Regions from separate parts of the Mus musculus genome. Here region 2 is linked to region 1. The links are chromatin loops, found by intact Hi-C in ENCODE. Cell type or tissue: gastrocnemius. All regions are shown on one strand. Each heading gives the region's core, and the rest is flanking DNA. Links, peaks and the distances in the headings are about the cores only.

Region 1 (9,916 bases), core at 668-8,667:
GGCACCCAGAAAGCCCGCTTCTTCTAAGCGCCAAAGCACGATCTGTCACCCGTAGTTCCCACACCAATCCTAATACCGCCATGAAAGAAAGGGGAGGAAAAAAACGTTTTGTGTTTTGTTTTGGGTTTGGACCAGGCTAGCGCGAGAGGAAAAGTTGGTTCACGCAGACGCCCCCACAGGGGGGCCGAACACCTAATCCTTAACAGCAGTCTCTGCAAAGCAAGCCAGGCTGCCAGAATCCCACTGGACATCTCGCTTCCCTCCCACCCACCCATCCCCAGTCTCCCCCTCGCCCCCCCACCACCCATTCTAGATGTAAAGAAACTGGATCTTCCCGAAGGGGTGAAGAAGGGGCAGTGGGAGGAGCGCGGAGAAGGATTATTAAATTAACATTTTCTTAGCGAAAAGAACCTACTAGCAGGAGTCAGGAACGCCTCCAGGGGCCTTCCTGCTCCAAGAATAAAAGGGACCGCAGAAAACTCCCGGGCCACAGACTCTCTGCACCCAGGAGGATCCGGGCCGCCCGGGACCCCTCCCAGGATGGAATTCGGCGGGTGGGCTGGGAGGGATGGCGGTCCCCGGGGCCTCGGGCCGCCAAGGCCAGTTTCTTTCGGAACTCATCACCCCGAACTACAAGGCAACCTTCCCCTCCACCCTGGAGGGGGGTGAAATCTCCAGCACCGGGCGAGCGGTCCTCACATGGGACGCCCCAAGATCGTGGAGGCGCCAGCCAGCGTCGTCCCAGACGCTCGCCAGAGCTAGCGTGTCAGTCGGCGCCGAGAGGAGCCGATGACAGCCTGGGGGTGGGGAAGGATCGCGCAGCCATGGGACCTCAGAGTTAAAACGGGCAGGCGTGGCCCCAGGCCGCTTCCAGCGCCGCGCCCGCCTCGAACCACCCTGTGCTCCGGCCCGCGGTGGCCCAGGGCCGCGTTACCTGGAAACGAAGCCGCCCCTCCTGCCAAGGGCCGAGTGGCGGTCGGCCGCCCCTCCAGGAGCCGCCGCCGGCAGCGGTTCTTCCTCCAAGACCGCGGAAGGGAGGCCCACAAATCCCCCTCGACTGCCCAAAGCCCCAATGGCCGCCTTCTCTACATTAGCTAACTAGGCGCCAACCGCCGCAGCCACCGCCATCTTAGGACCTCATTGTGGTGGGAGAAGAGTGGGGGGCGGGGGAACTGCAGAGGGGGGGGGGGGCGCAACGCTCCGCGAGACGAGCGCGGTCTCCTCGGCAACGGCTGCGCGGGGGCGAGAACTCGCCGGGGCTGGAGCCGCAGTGCGAACTCCGGGCGTGCGGTGACCTGAGTCACGTGACGCTCGGGCCTTCCGTGGAGTCACGTACCGCCCCTCTAGTCAGGAAAAGATTTGTGCAGACGAACAACCTGGGAACTACACATCCCAGAATGCCCACTCAACTGGGTAGCCAAAAGAAACGGAACTACAAATCCCAGTGTGCTGTGCGCCTGCCAGATGGCTCCGCTGTGTTTTTTAAGGCTTGAGGCCTGTGGGGTTTATAAGTGCTTTAGCTCACTGCAAGTCTCCGGGCGCTTTCTAATTTTCTGTGGAGGCATGAGCTTCCAGATGGAGACCGGAAGACTGGGAACCCTTGTAGTGCATTCCTACCCACTTTCCTATCACGAAGGATACTGATGAGCCTTTACAATCTAACCCCTAATTTTAGCAAGGATATTAAATCAGTATGTCATGTGTGCTTAGTCGGTGGAAGAATCATAAATAAGATTGTCAGTGGTCATTGCCACTTGGAACGCTGTCCCGCTACTTTGTTGGTAGAAAGAAGTAGTTGTAAACAGAGTTTAATCTTGTGAAATTTTCGCTGAACGGATAGTCTTTGAAATCCTGTTTAATTTATATTCTTGCTAACGGCTGTGTTAAGGTTAATAAATGGATAAATAGTGTCATAAAAACAGCACAAAACAAAACTTTTTTTTTTTAAGTTGCAAGGCTTTCAATATGCCAGGCTCCGAAGTTAAGACTACCTGTCGATTTTAGTTGCATGCATACACATTCTGTTTTTAGACAGCTTCTAAATGTCTAAAATAGGATTTTTTTAAATGTAAAATAATGTAATTGAGAAAGAATAGGTTTCTGTTTTTCCACAATAAATTGCTCCACACAATTACCAACAAATTGTTTACAAAACAAAATACTACAACTCTCTCAGAGCACCACGGTTCCTATCAACTAAACTCTTCCTGCCCAGGGCAATTTACTACTGTGTCCATAGCCTTCTGTATTCGTTTTTATCCTGTTTCTGAGGCAACGTCTCTTGTATCTCAGGCTGGCCTCAAATCTCTGACTTCAGATCCTTCTGCTTGTGGAATGCTGAAGTGTAGCATTCCACCTCAATGTAGCTTGTATACATAAAAACATACGATACCTTAAGGAAATGAATCAGTACACTGCTGGAAATCAAACCCAGGGTTTCATGCATGCTAGGCAAACATTCTGTCAACTGAGCTACACACCCAGCCGGGTAGTGGATATTGAACCTAGGGCTTTTCGACATGACATGCTAGGCAAGTACTCTACTACTGACCTATAATCTTTAGGCCTCTATTTTTCATTTGGATCTGAGTCTCACTAAGTTGCCTACACAGATCTCTCTCTCTCTCTCTCTCTCTCCCTCTCTCTCTCTCTCTCTCTCTCGTGTGTGTGTGTGTGTGTGTGTGACTAAGTTGCTTACACAGAACTCTCTGTGTCTCTCTGTCTGTGTGTGTGTGTGTGTGTGTGTGTGTGTGTGTGTGTGTGTGTCTCTGTGTGTGTGTGTGTGTGTGTGTGTGTTTTAAGAGGATATGATTCTCTTTCATTTTGGGAGAAGTGCAGGGTGAATCTTGGAGAACCTATGAAAAAGAGTTGAGGTATGTGAATATGATCAAAATACGTGACATGAAAATTGCAAAGAATAAAAATACTGCATATTTTTAAATAACTTTCCTCAAGCATCACTGGTCTTTTAGGGAAATATGGGGAGTGGGGGAAGCCTGAGATGCTGTAAAATTATCCTGACTTCCAAAAATGTAGCTTGTATATATAAAGACATACAATACCTTAGGAAATGAATCAGTTTGGTATTAATAATACCTGATTATGACAAAATAAATGATATGGGCAGAAAGCACTTTAGTAGTTGGGACAGGGGGAGTAGGGCTATATTATCTCAAAAATAATAGTAGCTCTAGGACTTCTATGGAAGATGAAATATGGTACAGCCATCTGTAAAAATGTGGGAAACAAAGAGGTTGGGTATTAAAATACATATGGGAACTGATTTTCAATATTTGGCATTTAGGAGACATATTGAACATATTTGTTGAAATACTCAGGAGTATGAATGGCAGGCTGATTGGAAGGAGATGGGTTATGCCAGGAATACATAGTACATTCCGAATTAGCACTGGCCAGCACAGAAACCAGGCTGGTGGAAGTAGAGATTCATGTGGGGTGAGGCACAGAGGAGGCTGAACAAGGTAAGACTGAGCAACAGGTTGGGTCCAAAGTATAGAAAGTCTTATTACCAATCTGAACAGATTGGACTTTGTTCTCCAGGGAATGTGTGAAAAACTTACGGGTTCTTGAGAAAGTCGGTTGGATGGTGTTTTGCTACCTCTTTTCTACCACCTCTTGTGGGTGGTGGGCTACAAGAACAGTTAAAGAATTTAAGAACCATCATTAAAAATAGGATTAAATTAAAGCTACACAAAGAGACTTTAGGAGAAGTATTGTTGTTTGGTTGGGTTTTTTGGCAGTTCTGGAGAGAAAACTAGTGCATTCCACATCCTAGGCCTGTGCAATGCGACGATGTGCAAGTCCCCAGCTCTTATTTTTCTTATTTTTTTTTTTTTACTTTATATTTTTTCTTTTTTTTATTACGTATTTTCCTCAATTACATTTCCAATGCTATCCCAAAAGTCCCCCACACACCCCCCCCACTCCCTTACCCACCCATTCCCATTTTTTGGCCCTGGGGTTCCCCTGTACTGGGGCATATAAAGTTTGCCTGACCAATGGGCCTCTCTTTCCAGCGATGGCCGACTAGGCCATCTTTTGATACATATGCAGCTAGAGTCAAGAGCTCTGGGGTACTGGTTAGTTCATAATATTGTTCCACCGATAGGGTTGCAGATCCCTTTAGCTCCTTGGATACTTTCTCTAGCTCCTCCATTGGGGGCCCTGTGATCCATCCAATAGCTGACTGTGAGCATCCACTTCTGTGTTTGCTAGGCTCCGGCCTAGTCTCACAAGAGACAGCTATATCATGGTCCTTGCAACAAAGGCTTGCTAGTGTATGAAATGGTGTCATCGTTTGGAGCTCTTATTTTTCTTTCCCTTTCCCATTCTTTCTTCTTTGTCAGGCTGGCCTCAAACTTACAATCGTCCTGTCCCTACCCTTTGTGTGTCAGGGGATTATGGGCATTGTCTTCTAGACTGAACATGAAATAGTTGAGAGTTTAACCTGGTGACCATGTTTAGCACAAACCAGGCAGAGGAGAAAAGGGAGTAATGGCAAGAAAAGGTGGTACCTAGTTTGGCGTTAGGGAGTAACTAAATGTATACAATTCAGTTTACTCGGGTTTCCATTAACATTAATCACAAGTTAGTCATCATGATGGGTAAAATACTACTTGTTAGGCTCCTGGCAGCAAGCATAACACAGTATTATTAATACTGCTAGGGATAGGTGCTTGCCCATGGGATGGGTCTCAAGTTGGGCCAGTTTTGGTTGGCCACTCCCTCAGTCTCTGCTCCCTCCCCCGTGCCTACATTACTTGTAGACAGGATAAATACTGGGTTCAAAGTTTTGTGGGTGGGTTGGAGTCTCTATCACTCCACTGGGGTTCCTGCCTGGCTACAGGAGGTAGCCTATTCAGGGTTCATATCCCCAATGTTGTGAGTCACAGCTAAGGTCACCTCCATCGATTCTTGGGCCGTTCCTTATCCCAGGTCTCTGTCTCTTCCTGGAAATTCCCCCCACCTCCTCACCCCAGTTGCAGATTTCCATTCGCTCTTATGACCATATGGCCATCTCTCCTGTTCCTCCCCACACCTGATTCTAAGTATCCCCTATTCCCTTCCCCCATTGTAGGAGGGTGGTGACCAGAAGGGGGCAGTAAGCAAGATGTAAAGTGAATAAGTAAAAAATAGAATTAAATTAAAAAAAAAAAAAAACTACTTGTTTCTGTTTCTTGATATGTAGTTGGGCACTGGTTATGTGGTACTTACAATATAACATTTTGTGTTTATATTGTTTGTATTTTAAAATATCTTTTGCATGTTTACTAATAACAGATTATATCTATAACTGAAAATTTGTACTTCTGTACATATTCTCAATTCCTTGTAAATTGCATTTATTTTGGTGCTCCTTAATTTATTTTTGGTTTTGTCTGAAAAGAAACAACAATTTTCTGCAATAGCAAGATTAACCTGCAGATGGTGATAGAATGTAAGGGAAATAGCTTCAGAATCCAATAGCCCATTACAATGGAAGCTTATTGTCATATTACTTGATTTTTTTTTTTTGGTACAGCACAAAAAAAATATATAAAATATATGTGGTAAGCTAAAATAATAAAATCCCTTAAGGATTCATTAAATAACCCAAATCATTGATTTGCTGTGTTTATGAACTCCCCATTCTTTACTACAAAATCACTTCTCTTTTCTTTTTCTTTTTTTTTTAACACTTTATTTATATGAGCACACTATAGCTGTTTTCCAGACACACCAGAAGAGGGCATCAGATCCCTTTACAGATGACTGAACTCAGGACCTTTGGAAGAACAGACAGTGCTCTTAACCACTGAGCCATCTCTCCAGCCCTCACTTCTCTTTTCAATCATAAATACTATCCTGAATTGGCTATTATCATTTTCACTGTTCATATATAATTTTGCATGTTCGTGAACAAATATTATTTTATTCTTTATTTTCAAATTTGATAAAAATTGGTATCACAGTGAATGTATTCTTTTCTGACTTGCTTTGTTCATTAGCCATTATCTTTCTGAGATATATCCATGTTGATATATGTGCATGCAAAGGCTCAGTAGAATGTAAAAGTAATTTTGAAATATACTTTGAAGCTATAGATAACTCATTTTAAATTAGCTTAGTGGATAACTTGATGAAAGAAGATATTGGTCATGCCAAGTAAGATGCTTACTGAAGACCTCTGAACTACTTCTTATGCTATTGTTCCTTTCATGCAATGTTACATCTCTGATTTAATCTAGCTCCAAGTTTCTTATTTATGGCACCATTGACATAGAGAGCTTAATGATTCTTGATATTTGTTCTTTTATTTATTTGTTTGTAACTTTGTGTATGCATGCAGATCAGAGAGCAACTTCTGGGTGTTTGTTTTCTCCTCCCACCATGTGGCTTCTACAGAAAGAATTCTGGTTTTCAGGCTGGGAAACAGGCATTTACACACTGAGCTATCTTGCTGGCCTGACTGGTGAGTGTGAGTGTGTGTGTGTGTGTGTATGTGTGTGTGTCTGTGTGTGTGTCTGTGTGTCTGAGTGAAATTATTTTTTGTTCTCCTGTTGGTTGTTGTCATCTCTGAGTTTCACTGCCTCAGTCTGCTAACCTAGGCCTAGTCCTGGAAGCTTCTAGCCTCCTTTCAATCTAACCTAGGCCTAGAATTGTTTTCAGCCTCTGAGACTGACTGCTGAGTAAACTCGCCCTCTCTACCTCTTCCAGAATTCTGGCTGGCTGGTCAACTCAGCTGTTCCTGGTCAAAATTCCTCTCCACACCAATGGATTCAAACTGGCTTCTTCTGAATTGCTCTGCTTGGCCTCAAACGAACTCTGGCAGTCTGTCCTAATCTTCTGACTCCTTCTGATTCTCTGGCTCGTTCTGTTTTCACCTGTGACTAACGTGTTCTTTCTCTGTAACCTGTCTCTCTAAAACCCTCCTGGTAAAACTGTCTCCTTCCTTTATTGCTCTCTGCACAGCCCCTCAAGTAGCTTCCCTTTCCACTCTCTCTCTCTCCTTGTGAGAGTTGAGTATATCTTATTCTGTCAAATCTTTTTTAGATTCATCACCTTCTCTGCCGCTCAATTAGACATCATGTTCCCTGTACAGACTAACTTTACCTTCACTGTTTGTATACTAGGGGCATGTCTATATTTCAGCCAGAGAGATTAAAGGTATGTGCTAAGGGCTGAGCCCCACAACTAGAACTTTTTTTTCCAATAAATAATACAACCTCAGGGTTCATAATGTAATCAAGTATCCTGCAACGTGTGTGTGTTGTTATTTTGTTTTAGGGGTAGGAGTGACTGCAGAATATTTAGCAGTGTTACTTGGTGTCTACTTACAAGATACCTAAAACGACTATATTCTCAGTGATGGAAACCAAAGGCTCTTCTGACTTTGAATACCAACTATCCCCCAGAGCAGGGAAAAGAAAATCACTCCTAGCTGAGAAGCACTGGTTAGTCTCTGCTCAGAGAAAAGCATATTAATTATGATTTTGTGTATCTCTTTTCCTGAAAAGAAAACGATGCTAACATATATAATTGAATCAATTATGTGATTATACCTGCTAATTCGATCTGATCCACATGTATAATTAATGTTTCAAAACCTCTGATACCCTTCTCTGGTTCCCTATCATATTACTATGGCGTCTCCCATTACTGCATGGTTAGGATTCTTCATCACCAACCCCCCCAAAAATCTAACTTCTGTTCTCAAAATGTAATATTAATGTTTACATTTGGGTTACTTGCCCACTTATTCATAACCAAGTTGTGTCCATTTCTCTCAAATACTCACTCCTTTCATAAATGTAATTCTTGGTGATTCTAATAATTCCAGCCATGCTGGCTTGCCCTCCACCTTTCTCCAGCTTGGTTTCTATGGAGTTGTAACTACCACACATTTCCTATGTCTTCCTTGGGGTTATAAGTTTTCACTTGTCCTTTTTATCCATTGCAATCCTGTGCAGACCTGCAGCAGTGTAATCATATGTGGAATGTGCATTTCTTAGGATCAAATTAAAGGGACACATGTCACAGTAAACAAAAGACTACACTGAAAGTATGTTCTTTCCTAATCTCTACCCATCCCTGCAGCATGAAGGTATGCGTGTTATAACTAAATGTAGATTTTTAATTAAATAGAAAAATCTCGCCTTCCGCTCGACTCATGACTCGAGCCCCGGGCTACCTTGCCAGCAGAGTCTTGCCCAACACCCGCAAGGGTCCACACAGGACTCCCCACGGGACCCTAAGACCTCTGGTGAGTGGATCACAGTGCCTGCCCCAATCCAATCACGCGGAACTCGAGACTGCGGTACATAGGGAAGCAGGCTACCCGGGCCTGATCTGGGGCACAAGTCCCTTCCGCTCGACTCGAGACTCGAGCCCCGGGCTACCTTGCCAGCAGAGTCTTGCCCAACACCCGCAAGGGTCCACACGGGACTCCCCACGGGACCCTAAGACCTCTGGTGAGTGGATCACAGTGCCTGCCCCAATCCAATCGCGCGGAACTTGAGACTGCGGTACATAGGGAAGCAGGCTACCCGGGCCTGATCTGGGGCACAAGTCCCTTCCGCTCGACTCGAGACTCGAGCCCCGGGCTACCTTGCCAGCAGAGTCTTGCCCAACACCCGCAAGGGCCCACACGGGACTCCCCACGGGACCCTAAGACCTCTGGTGAGTGGAACACAGCGCCTACCCCAATCCAATCGCGTGGAACTTGAGACTGCGGTACATAGGGAAGCAGGCTACCCGGGCTTGATCTGGGGCACAAACCCCTTACACTCCACTCGAGCCCCGGCTACCTTGCCAGCTGAGTCGCCTGACACCCGCAAGGGCCCACACAGGATTCCACACGTGATCCTAAGACCTCTAGTGAGTGGAACACAACTTCTGCCAGGAGTCTGGTTCGAACACCAGATATCTGGGTACCTGCCTTGCAAGAAGAGAGCTTGCCTGCAGAGAATACTCTGCCCACTGAAACTAAGGAGAGTGCTACCCTCCAGGTCTGCTCATAGAGGCTAACAGAGTCACCTGAAGAACAAGCTCTTAACAGTGACAACTAAAACAGCTAGCTTCAGAGATTACCAGATGACGAATGGCAAACGTAAGAATCCTACTAACAGAAATCAAGACCACTCACCATCATCAGAACGCAGCACTCCCACCCCACCTAGTCCTGGGCACCCCAACACAACCGAAAATCTAGACCCAGATTTAAAAACATTTCTCATGATGATGATAGAGGACATCAAGAAGGACTTTCATAAGTCACTTAAAGATTTACAGGAGAGCACTGCTAAAGAGTTACAGGCTCTTAAAGAAAAGCAGGAAAACACAGCCAAACAGGTGATGGAAATGAACAAAACCATACTAGAACTAAAAGGGGAAGTAGACACAATAAAGAAAACCCAAAGCGAGACAACGCTGGAGATAGAAACCCTAGGAAAGAGATCTGGAACCATAGATGCGAGCATCAGCAACAGAATACAAGAAATGGAAGAGAGAATCTCAGGTGCAGAAGATTCCATAGAGAACATCGACACAACAGTCAAAGAAAATACAAAATGCAAAAGGATCCTAACTCAAAACATCCAGGTAATCCAGGACACAATGAGAAGACCAAACCTATGGATAATAGGAATTGATGAGAATGAAGATTTTCAACTTAAAGGGCCAGCTAATATCTTCAACAAAATAATAGAAGAAAACTTCCCAAACATAAAAAAAGAGATGCCCATGATCATACAAGAAGCATACAGAACTCCAAATAGACTGGACCAGAAAAGAAATTCCTCCCGACACATAATAATCAGAACAACAAATGCACTAAATAAAGATAGAATATTAAAAGCAGTAAGGGAGAAAGGTCAAGTAACATATAAAGGAAGGCCTATCAGAATTACACCAGACT
Region 2 (9,916 bases), core at 1,127-9,126, 180 kb after region 1:
TTTTTGTTTTGTTTGGGGGGGTTGGGTTTTTTTTTTGTTTGTTTGTTTTTTTGTTTTTTCGAGACAGGGTTTCTCTGTATAGCCTTGGCTGTCCTGGAACTCACTCTGTAGACCAGGCTGGCCTCGAACTCAGAAATTCACCTGCCTCTGCCTCCCAAGTACTGGGATTAAAGGTGTGCACCACCACCGCCCGGCTCTAAAAGACCATTTAAAAAGGTTTTTTCCAACAAACACAAAAACTGTTCTTTAGTTTATAAGTTTATTTATAAGTAGCCTATTGTTTTTATTTGAAGAACATTTAATATTACAGTACTCTCCAATGAAACTAATTTATTAGATGTACATTGCTAATGAAAGCATTTGGCCCATTAGAGTTAATTGCAATTGAATATACAGCTGTCATTTTGAGAATAGTACAATTTGTTACTGCTTTGGGTTTTACTTTAATTTTCTAATTCCTAGTTACTGTAGATAATTTCTATAAAGGTCTTTTTATGTAGTTGCATGTAAAGAGCTGACATTATAACCATAGCTATAACAGGGTTATCTTTTGTTTGAACCCCACATTCATTTAGCACTTTATCTTCCTGAGTGTCCCTGCTGATTGCCCACCTTATTAATAATTAAATGTTACCAAGTGACCTCAGTCACCTCCTCATGGTCTAGAGAAAATTCCCATACCCTTTGCTCAGGCAAGTATGCCTGCCTCCTAATCTCTACTCCATTTCTCTACTCTTCCCTTTGGACAAGGCCTGTCTTCTACCATGTGATCAAAATTCTAATTCAAATACTGAGAGCCATCCATGCCTCTCTCCATCTCTCCACTATATTCACTACCAAAGTTCAGGTTTAAAGTTCCCATCTGGCGTTTAGTGGCATCTCTTTCCCAGTTGTGAAATAACCACATCTCCAACATTGTTGCTCTTTTCTTTACCCTGCCATCTGCGGTCCCACTAAGAATGGACCCTCCAGAGCACCAGGCGCTGTGTCATGGGCCACAGTGACTTTCCTAGTTACACTTTTCTTTGCAAACTTTTGTCAGATGTTTCAGATACACAGGCCTGTGCTTTTGTGATCGCTTTTTTTTTTTTGCAAGTTACCTTCCTGGCTCAGCAAGTAAACACTTGTATAATACACACTCCCATGTGATTTCATAGCCCAGATATTTTTAAAAGAGTGGTCTGTGTTGTCCATTTTAGGTAACATTGTAGTAGATTCTCATTCTTTCTACCTTTCTTTCTTCTTCCCCCAATCTCGTTCTCTCCTGCCTCCCCTGATCTCTCTCTCTCTCTCTCTCTCTCATATAACTGAATCTCATTTATGCAAGCCATACATTTTATCAAATGTGAACTGTGATATGCTTTATGATGATGTTGAAAAGCCTCTCACAGCTTTGTTAAGTCCCTGTTCATGTCTGCTTGATAGTTCAGAGATGGGAAATCACTTTGGCTGGTAGATGTTTTGTGGCTCCGGGAATTGCTGTCATTCCTTTGAAGGTGCTTCTCTCTTGCAGTGTGGACTCACTTACCTTTCCCAGGCCTTTCCTTAGAGTAGGCTGAGTCAGCACTGGGAGACTGGCAATGCACCGTCAAAGGCCCTGGAGCTTTCTCTTGGAGAATAAAGTATTTCATAGAAGGGGAAGACAAAGGAGGGCCATTGGGGAGCTCATTCTTTGGCTTTCATTTCCAGCCCTAGGAAACATACCTCTTAGGAAATCATGACTTTCCACTAGTAAAATGGCTGTCTTCATAATAACCAGATACAAGCTATGAATGTAGGCATTGACTTAGTGTCCTTCTTGAGTGAAATAAAAGGGTGGATGATGAGCTACTGCTTGCAGATGGACTCACACAGCTACTGGAATCTACCTTGTCTGTCCAGTTTCTCCTTTCTTGGTTGCCGGATCCACTTTGTACTGGGAGTCGTGCGTTTGAATGTGGTCCCCATTGACTTCTGCATTTATGACTTTTCATTGTTAACTGTGCTCGCCATCTAGAGAAAATCCATACCAATAAATGTTTAAATGCTAATGATGAGGGAATGGAGATCTTCTCACCCACGCCTTTTCTAGTACACTCAATCTTGGCAGACCCCACGATACTCCCATTATACTGCAGTATGTTTTTCTGCAACTGTTTTATTATAAATTTAAACTTCCTGTGTGATATTTTTCTTCTTTCGCGCTCTTGAACTTGAACTAATATTGTGTAAACGGTTATAATTACAAAAGTGAATGTACATATGTATCGTAATAGCCATCAAAATTCCAATGTCCTATTTCACAGGCTAAGAATTAAATAGCCATAATTCATTTGGAACTTAAAAAAGACCACGAATAACCAAAGCAACCCAAAGGAGCCAAGGAACATGGCTGGAAGTGTCATGATCTTAACCTCAAATTATAAAGCGGAGCTAGAATGACAAAGACAGCTCAGTATGAGAATATGCCCTTAAACTAACGGAATAGGACCGAGGATCTGTAAATAAGCAGGGAGGGTGGAGCCTAATTTTTGTTGAAGGAATCACAAAAACACTGCAGTGGAAAAAAAGCCTTTTCAACAAATGATGTTGACAAATCTTAAGATGCCCATCTGCCGAAGAGTGACGTTAGGTCTGTACAAAAATCAACCCAAAGTAGATCAAAAGCTCTTAATTCATAATGTGAAGTTGTCAGAGAAAAGACATAGGGGTGAGCCACCCATTTCTGAACAGAGCGCGGTAACACAGGAACCAGGGCCAAGAATCAACAAATGGGATTTCTTGAGATTAAAACGTTTATGCACAGTGAAAGAAGCCATCGACTGTGGGTCAAACAGCTCACAGAATGGGAGGATATCTTTACCACCTACACTCTAGACAGGAGGCTTATCTCTAATGAACTGCAAAAATTAAACACCGGGGAAATAATACTGCTAATTTGACAGGATGAACACTTCTTAGAAGACACACAGAAGACTAATTATTTAAGTGTTCAATATCCCTAATCATCAGAAGAATATCAATTAAGACTACTCTGAGATACAGTCTTACTTCAGTCAGAATGGCTGGTGTGAAGAAACCTGTTAAGTGTTGGTGGGGATTTGGAGAAATTCCCACTTATTGTATGTGGGACCGCAAATCAATACATTATTTGGAAATCAGTTTGGAAGTTTGTAAAAATAATAATAGAACTGCCCTGTGTCCCAGCTATTCCACTCCTGGGCACATACTTGGAGAATTCCACACTCTACTAGAGAGACCATGTTTTATTACCGCGCTATTCACAACAGCGAGGAAGGAGAATCAACCTAGATATGTCTATCAACAGACAGATAAGGAAAGTGTGGTACTATATATTATTGAATATTATTCAGCTGTAAAGAAAAGTGAAATCTTGAAACTCCCAGAAAAATGGATGGAGTCACAAAATATACTGAGGTCACCCAAACTCAGAAAAGAATCACACGAACTTCCTCATATGCAAATCCCAGCCTACAGTGCATATGAAAATTGTGTGTGTGTGTGTGAAGCAGGAGGATTGCTTGAGCCCAGGAAGCTGGGCAACAGAGCAAGACTCTGCTTTTCAAAGTTAAGCTTTTGGTGAAATAGGTGGAAGGGAGAGGGTGGGTGGGTTGGGAGATCAAGAGTTCCCTTGGAACCTTCCTAAGGAATGCGGGCTAGGGCAGGTAAGGGGCTGGTGACCGAGTATGGGCGCGTGTGCTTCTGGGCAGGCTGTGCGTTAGTGAGCATGGTGTAGGTCTCTGGAGGCACACTTGAAAGATCTGGAAGTCTATGGTGTTTCCAGAGGCAGTACCAGGAAGCACACCTTTCCAAGGAATCCTGTATCTCCTAAGCTTGCTAGGTTTTGACTTCATTGTAGCTGTGACCCAGAAAATTTGATCCCCGGACCTTTGATTTTGGAGTTGACTCCATCTGGATGGTTTTTTTTTTTTTTTTTTTTTCCGACAGGGTAGCAGTTTGATAAATTTGTATTCTAAAGATCTGCTTTTCCATTCCACCTAAAGCCAGTGAAAAGGGTTGGCACGAGAAGTGAAAGCGGAATGGGTGTTTGAACATGTAACACTTGCTGTGCCTGTTAGTAAGGACTTGTATTTAATTAATAGACTTAAAGAGTCAAATTGCCTTGTAAAATGGGCGATTAAATGTCTTGGTATAGATGGAGAGAGAGAGTGTTTTAACAAAATGAGTCATTTACTCATGGCATGGGAAGGACACTGATTTCAGCAGACACCTGTTGCAGCTCCTTGCTTTGTAAAGTCCAAGGAACAGAGTTGGATTGGGAATGCCTCTGCTCTCGGAGTCTCCACCCAGATCAATCAAGCTCAGGAAGCCAGTAGGAGGTATGAGCAAAAGCCAGACCAGCAAGGGGGAAGCCTGACCTGGCAGGGGTGGCTTGAGAAGAAGCCAGAATTCTGAACAGCTTAGCTTAGATTTAATGGATTTTTTTTTTTCAAGGTACCGGGCCTTGAACCCAGGGCCTCGTGCATGCTAGGTAAGTGTTCTGTCATGTGCTGGGGACAAACCAGTGAACGTAACATTTTGCCACCGTCACCTTATTTGTCTGCCATTGGTAAAATGTGACAGCATCATTTTTGTCAAAGGTCTTTCCAACCCTTGATGCACTCTAGGGCAGTGATGCTACCAGCATAGCTCGCATAGGGCCACTCGGTGCCAGGATATCCGGAGATGATACAGGCATGGTCCCAGTGATTTGAAGATTGCCTAATGAAAGGGAAGCGAGAGGAAGCCAGAGCACCCACGTTGTTGAAACACAATGAGGAATTCAGTGTGAGTGGATCTGGTCTTCAGAAAGAGGATGGGGCGGAGCTTGTGGAATTGAGGTTCAGTCTCCACTAAGTCCTTGAGTAGAGCATAAAGCACATCAAATAGACTGCTCAAGAGGTGAGCGAGTTTGAAGAGTTCTGACCAAAACAATTGTTTGGCAAGTATGTATGCCTTTGTTTGTTTGTTTGTTTCCAGCAACGCAGTTTTAGAAATTTGAGTGAACAGCATTCCTCACATCAAGTTTGGCAAATCAACTGGAAAGATGAAACAGGAACGGGGTGGGGAAAAAAATGAGCATAGCGCCACCTGCTGTTCAGCTCCGAGCATTTTTTTTATTTAGTGAAAGCTTTCTCCCAACCGTGATTTTTTTGCTTTGAGTGCTTTTAAATTTTCGTCTATTTCTTTTTAAATATGGCCACCTCATGTGCTAACAGAGCAGTCTGCTTATTTTAGTGTTAAAGGGAAAGGTATCACATCTGATCGTTTCTGCTTTGATCACGGTTTTACCAAAGGCTTCTTTCTTAATGTTTTTTTTCTTTTCCCTCATCCTTCTTGCACATCAGAGATGTGTGAGTTAATTACTTGAGGCCACACTTCTCATAGCCTAATTGCTTCATCATTTCCTCTCTTCTGCTTCTGAATTATTCAAAAGAAGTAAGTGTGTGTGCGGCTTTTGTGTCTCTCTCATCTGAAGCATCATAGCGTTGAACATTAATTTTGCATTCTGACAACTCCATGGTCGGTAGAGAAGTTTGAATGTACCAGCTTAAAGTACAAGTTTTCACGATAGATAGAAACCTTTTTTTTTTTTTTTTTTAATCCCAAGGAAAGCCTCCGTGCTTGAAAACTGCACTCTCTTCTTGGGTGAATTTGCCTAGACCACTTCCTATATCCGAAGCATCCTTGATATGCAGGGCAGGAAGCACCCGGTCAGTGGCCAGCACCCACAGCGACCTGAGCGCCTACAGCAGTGACTGTAAGTCAGACTGATGTCACCTTTTGTGGGTGGTTGAGACAGTAGACATAGGCAAAGCCAATGGTCCACAAATAATTAATTTTGTCTCTGTATCTTAGTGGGAATTTTACATATTGTTTCTTTGTAATTACTCAGAATGTTTGACATGGAAACAAGTTTTTAGGAATAGATTTCTTTGAACGAACCTCCAGGGAACCCTGAAATGGTTACGTATTACTGGCAGGTGCTATATAAAGGAACTTAAAGTACATTATTCCAGCTGACATGTTTGCAGGGCTGTTTGGAAAAGAATAGTAGCTGGGGCTCTTCCAGCTTGAGATCCAGAAAACCATCACTGGTTTAGTTTGGTTTGGTTTTCGAAAGAGTGTCTTGTGGAAGTGCTTTGTAAACTTCTGCTTTAGATGCCAGCCACAGGGTGGTACAAATTATACAGCTTTAAGCTTAATCATAAATAAGTTAAACTCAGGGGAATACTCTGAAAGGTTTTGTGCATTCCATTTTCTTCATGCCGAGTGAGCAAAGAAGCTAAGCTCTTTTTTCCCCCCAAAAAGACTTCTCCCCCTTTATTCAAAAGATGCATTCAGAAGAGAGCTTTTTGTTTTGTTCCCCCCTTTCTTCTCAAATTTCCTCACGAAATAATCCATGAATGAGTTAAGACAAACAACTTTGGAGGGCCCACTGTGCCTAGGATCATAATAGGTACAGGGAGGGATATAGGTGACAGAGAAATAGCCTTATGAATAATAAAAAGCAGATTAGGAGAAAGAGACAGATTATATACATTTGTGAGGAAGAGTTGGAGATGTGAGCTCTTTGCTTTAACGACAAATGCATGTCATTTGTGTGGGGGGTGGGGTGGGGTGGTGTGGGGGGCCAGAGTCATCAAACTCTTTAGGTGTAGACCAGCAACAGAGCTACCATACACGTACACGCTCCGCTACTCCACTGCTTCCACCCCAATACCTTGGTCTTTACCTTGGACTTTTAGGAGACTTAACTGAGGCTCAGAGACTATTACCAGATCAAAGTCACACAGCAAGTATGTGACAGGATGGATTATAGACAATAGGCATTGAGTTAATGGCAAAGGACCCATTTCAGACAGGTCACTGAATGCAGAGGCTGGTCTCATAGGCACATAGTATTAGTATGTTAATTAAAATTAAAGAGGGTTATTATTTTTGTATGTATTCATTGTTTAAAATTTTAAAGGGGTGGGGGAAAACCCCAAAGGGTTTATGCTAACAGGTAATTAATTCTCTGTGAACCTGAAAATATGACTAGCATTTGTTATTATTGTGAATTCGTCTCCCATCTAGACTTCTTTGTCCTACTGTGCAAATTAAAAGAACAAAAACAAAAACAGAACAAAACAAAACAAACCACCCTGATAGAATCACCAGAAAACCCTGAAAGCCATAATGATGGAGTTTGTGACACTCGGAGCAGACACATTCCATAATATCACACCCTGGGTTTTCTATCGAACAGCCATGTTGAACTGGCCACTGCCCCAGTAGCCTGTCTGACCCTGCCAAGGAGGTTTCGAAATGCTTTTGTCCTTTCTTTTTGTCTGTTAACAAAAGGGTTTCCCCGTGTACCCGCAGAGCCTGTCTAGTGGCCATGCGTCCCCCTTACAGATTAAGCGTGCACGTCTGCCAGTCTTTCTTAGTCTGTCGTGCAGCTGGTTTAATCTGTTCCGTGTAGTGCCTGGCGGCTTACAGCTCTCCCCCTCCCCATTCTAATTGACTGGGAGCAAGCATGAGGGATGCATGAACATGGCTGCAGCTTTTCCTGCCTGAGCTTGCTTTGTTCCTTTTTAAATGACTATACCAGGAGGATTTCGCAGTTGTACAGAAACTGATATTTCTTCAACGATCTTTATCAATTCTACACTCACACCCCCGGCCGGCTCAGAAAGGCAGTATGATGCTACCTTACTGGCACTGCTTGTCGTGGGATCCTACAGCCTTTGTATAATTCCTTTGTTAGCCACGCTTACTAGGAAAAAAAGTAGGTCGACGGTTTCTCATCTGATTCTTTGCTTTGTAAGCATGCTTAAATTTTTATTAAATAAATTGATTTTTTAGGCCCGCTTGGTTATTAGCTTTGTTGTTGCTTGCAATTTATGTTGACTGTGGTGTTTCGTGATTGTATTTATATATATTTAAGATGTGAATGGATCTGTTGGGAACAAATTTTATTGTGTGTTTTCTGGGGTTGGGTGCTTAAACCAATTATAATTCAGCTTATCAATGTTCTTGGTATGATGTTATCCTATTACCAAAGACCATTTGATGATTTAATTTCTGATTAAAAGGCTGTTTGATGATTTAATTTCTGACTAAATACTAAGTTTTGAGTGTGTGACTGGCAGATGTAGAAAAATATTTCCTTAGGATTTAAATGAAAGGGTCAGATTTTTTTTTTGTTGTCTTCAGTTATAATTAATATACAATTCACATAATAGTGTTAAATGTGTATGCGTTTTTTTTTAAACTGCCTTAAGATATAAAAAAAATCATTTTGAACCAAAATCATCTTGCTGCTGTTATGGAGGGGTCACTTAATCTTTAGCTGGCATATCATGACTGACAGCTCCAACACTGGAGCCTCTGTGAGGGGCCACACTTGCCTCCTTTGCTTCCTTTTGCTTTGTGATGTTGTATTGTTAGTGGTGTCTGTTAAGAAATCCACTGCACAGTGCTGTTGGGAAATTGGCACCTGGTCCTTGGTACTTGGGGATCCTTAGAAACAATGTTTTCGAGTTATAAGTTGGTTGAAAGGAGGCGTATAAGGCAATTTTTCTTATATCTGAGGGTTTCTCAGGTTTTATTTTTTTTTTAATGAGTACATAGGAAAAATTAGTATGAAGATATCCGTGTAAAGATTGTGCAGTGGTTTTTCTATACCAAATGAGAGAGATCATTGTGCAATTTGGAAGCAGGTCTTGAGAAAGTAGTTTTGCCACATTAGCAGGACTATGGAGACCAGAGATTTCCTTCCCCTTTCCCTTTGGCCACAAAAGCATGTTTATTTTTGAGGACAGACAGATGGTGTGGGGCAATGGCAGAGATGCCAACCAAAGCTGTTTGCTTGCACTCCATCCGCAATAGGAGATCCAAAAGATTAATAAAGAAATGGGCCATCCTCTCCTGCACTTGGGTGGCAGCCTGGCTGACAGGAAGTGACAGGAAAGGGTACTACTCACCTGGGGCTTGTTCTGGTTTCTATTAATCCACGGCAAATCTTAAACCTGATGAACGGGAAGGGAGACCTGGACCACGGTCAGCATCCTTCCAGCCGTATGCACCTGACTCCTTTTCTTCACCGCAGTACCATGGTGCCGCCCTGTCTCTTGGAAGGAAAGCGCTTCGGTTTGCCCAACTAAGTGGGCAGAAAGGATGAGTCTTCCTGACACTCAGTTTTGTTTCTCTTGTGGCAAAAGTGGTTAGTGAGTATGGTCATATCTGTCAACACTGGGCAGTCGATAAGAACCAATTGACTCTTTTGGCTGCCTCCAGGTTCAGAGAAAAAGGGTATTTGATTAGTGATGTCTGTCACAGGTGAATAGAGAGAGGTGGGCAGCGGATAGTGCTGTCTCCATCTTCTGAGGCATGTTAGAGTGCATACCGTCTGAAGGGATTACTTCATGAGGAAATATTCAGATAACTCTTAGTCTTGCCTGTTCTCTTTTAGTATCTCTATGTGGGGCATATGAGACATTCTTGTGATTTTTTTTGCTTTTGAACTTTAGATGTCAGTGATTTGTCTTAAAGCCAGGTAGGCAGACGATCGGCGCAGAGCAGAGCGTTAAGCTGATGTACAAAGAGTTTCAGAAATCGGAGTTTTTATTTCTGTGCAGATACAGGGAGTTTAATAAAAACAAAAACTCATTTAACTAGATGCCAGAATGTATTAAGACATGCTAGCTCACAAGCCAACGTTGAGACCGAAGAGAGAAACTCTTTAGAGTGGGCAAATTCCTTCTTCTGCCTAGAATTTTCTGAAACGTTCAACGCATTCTCTCTCCACGTCCTGTCTTCTCCGCTTCTTATTCCACTTGCAACATTCCCTGGTCTGGGGATATGAAAATAGGGATTTTAGAAAAACCCATTGTAGCATAACCAAGAGACCATTGTAATAGGCAGCTCT

Evidence for each region. Hi-C counts contacts between places; a loop is a spot of excess contacts. Peaks named below come from ENCODE experiments on the same cell type or tissue, not always from the same donor. Only the 100,000 strongest peaks of a DNase experiment are listed, where the experiment ranks them.
Region 2: a loop joins it to region 1, with 4 times the contacts of the local background. A loop is called at or near these places in 18 of 42 quality-filtered maps.

What each region holds. Positions count from the first base shown.
Region 1 is chr8:41,230,982-41,240,897 of GRCm38, reverse strand. It overlaps Pcm1 (pericentriolar material 1), which reads right to left and starts at 1,139. Exons shown (of 38, transcript NM_023662.3): 1 at 935-1,139. In gastrocnemius, for the core only: a CTCF peak has its summit at 5,431; a DNase peak (open chromatin) is centred at 1,292; H3K4me3 peaks cover 1,397 bases; H3K27ac peaks cover 1,934 bases.
Region 2 is chr8:41,052,380-41,062,295 of GRCm38, reverse strand. All of the region lies in intron 3 of Mtus1 (mitochondrial tumor suppressor 1), which reads left to right. Gm16193 (predicted gene 16193) reads right to left here and starts at 9,264. Exons shown (of 3, transcript NR_166600.1): 1 at 8,973-9,264; 2 at 1,869-1,992. In gastrocnemius, for the core only: a CTCF peak has its summit at 5,092 (motif pointing left); DNase peaks (open chromatin) are centred at 5,079, 7,444, 8,454, 8,935 and 1 more place; H3K4me3 peaks cover 684 bases; H3K27ac peaks cover 3,255 bases.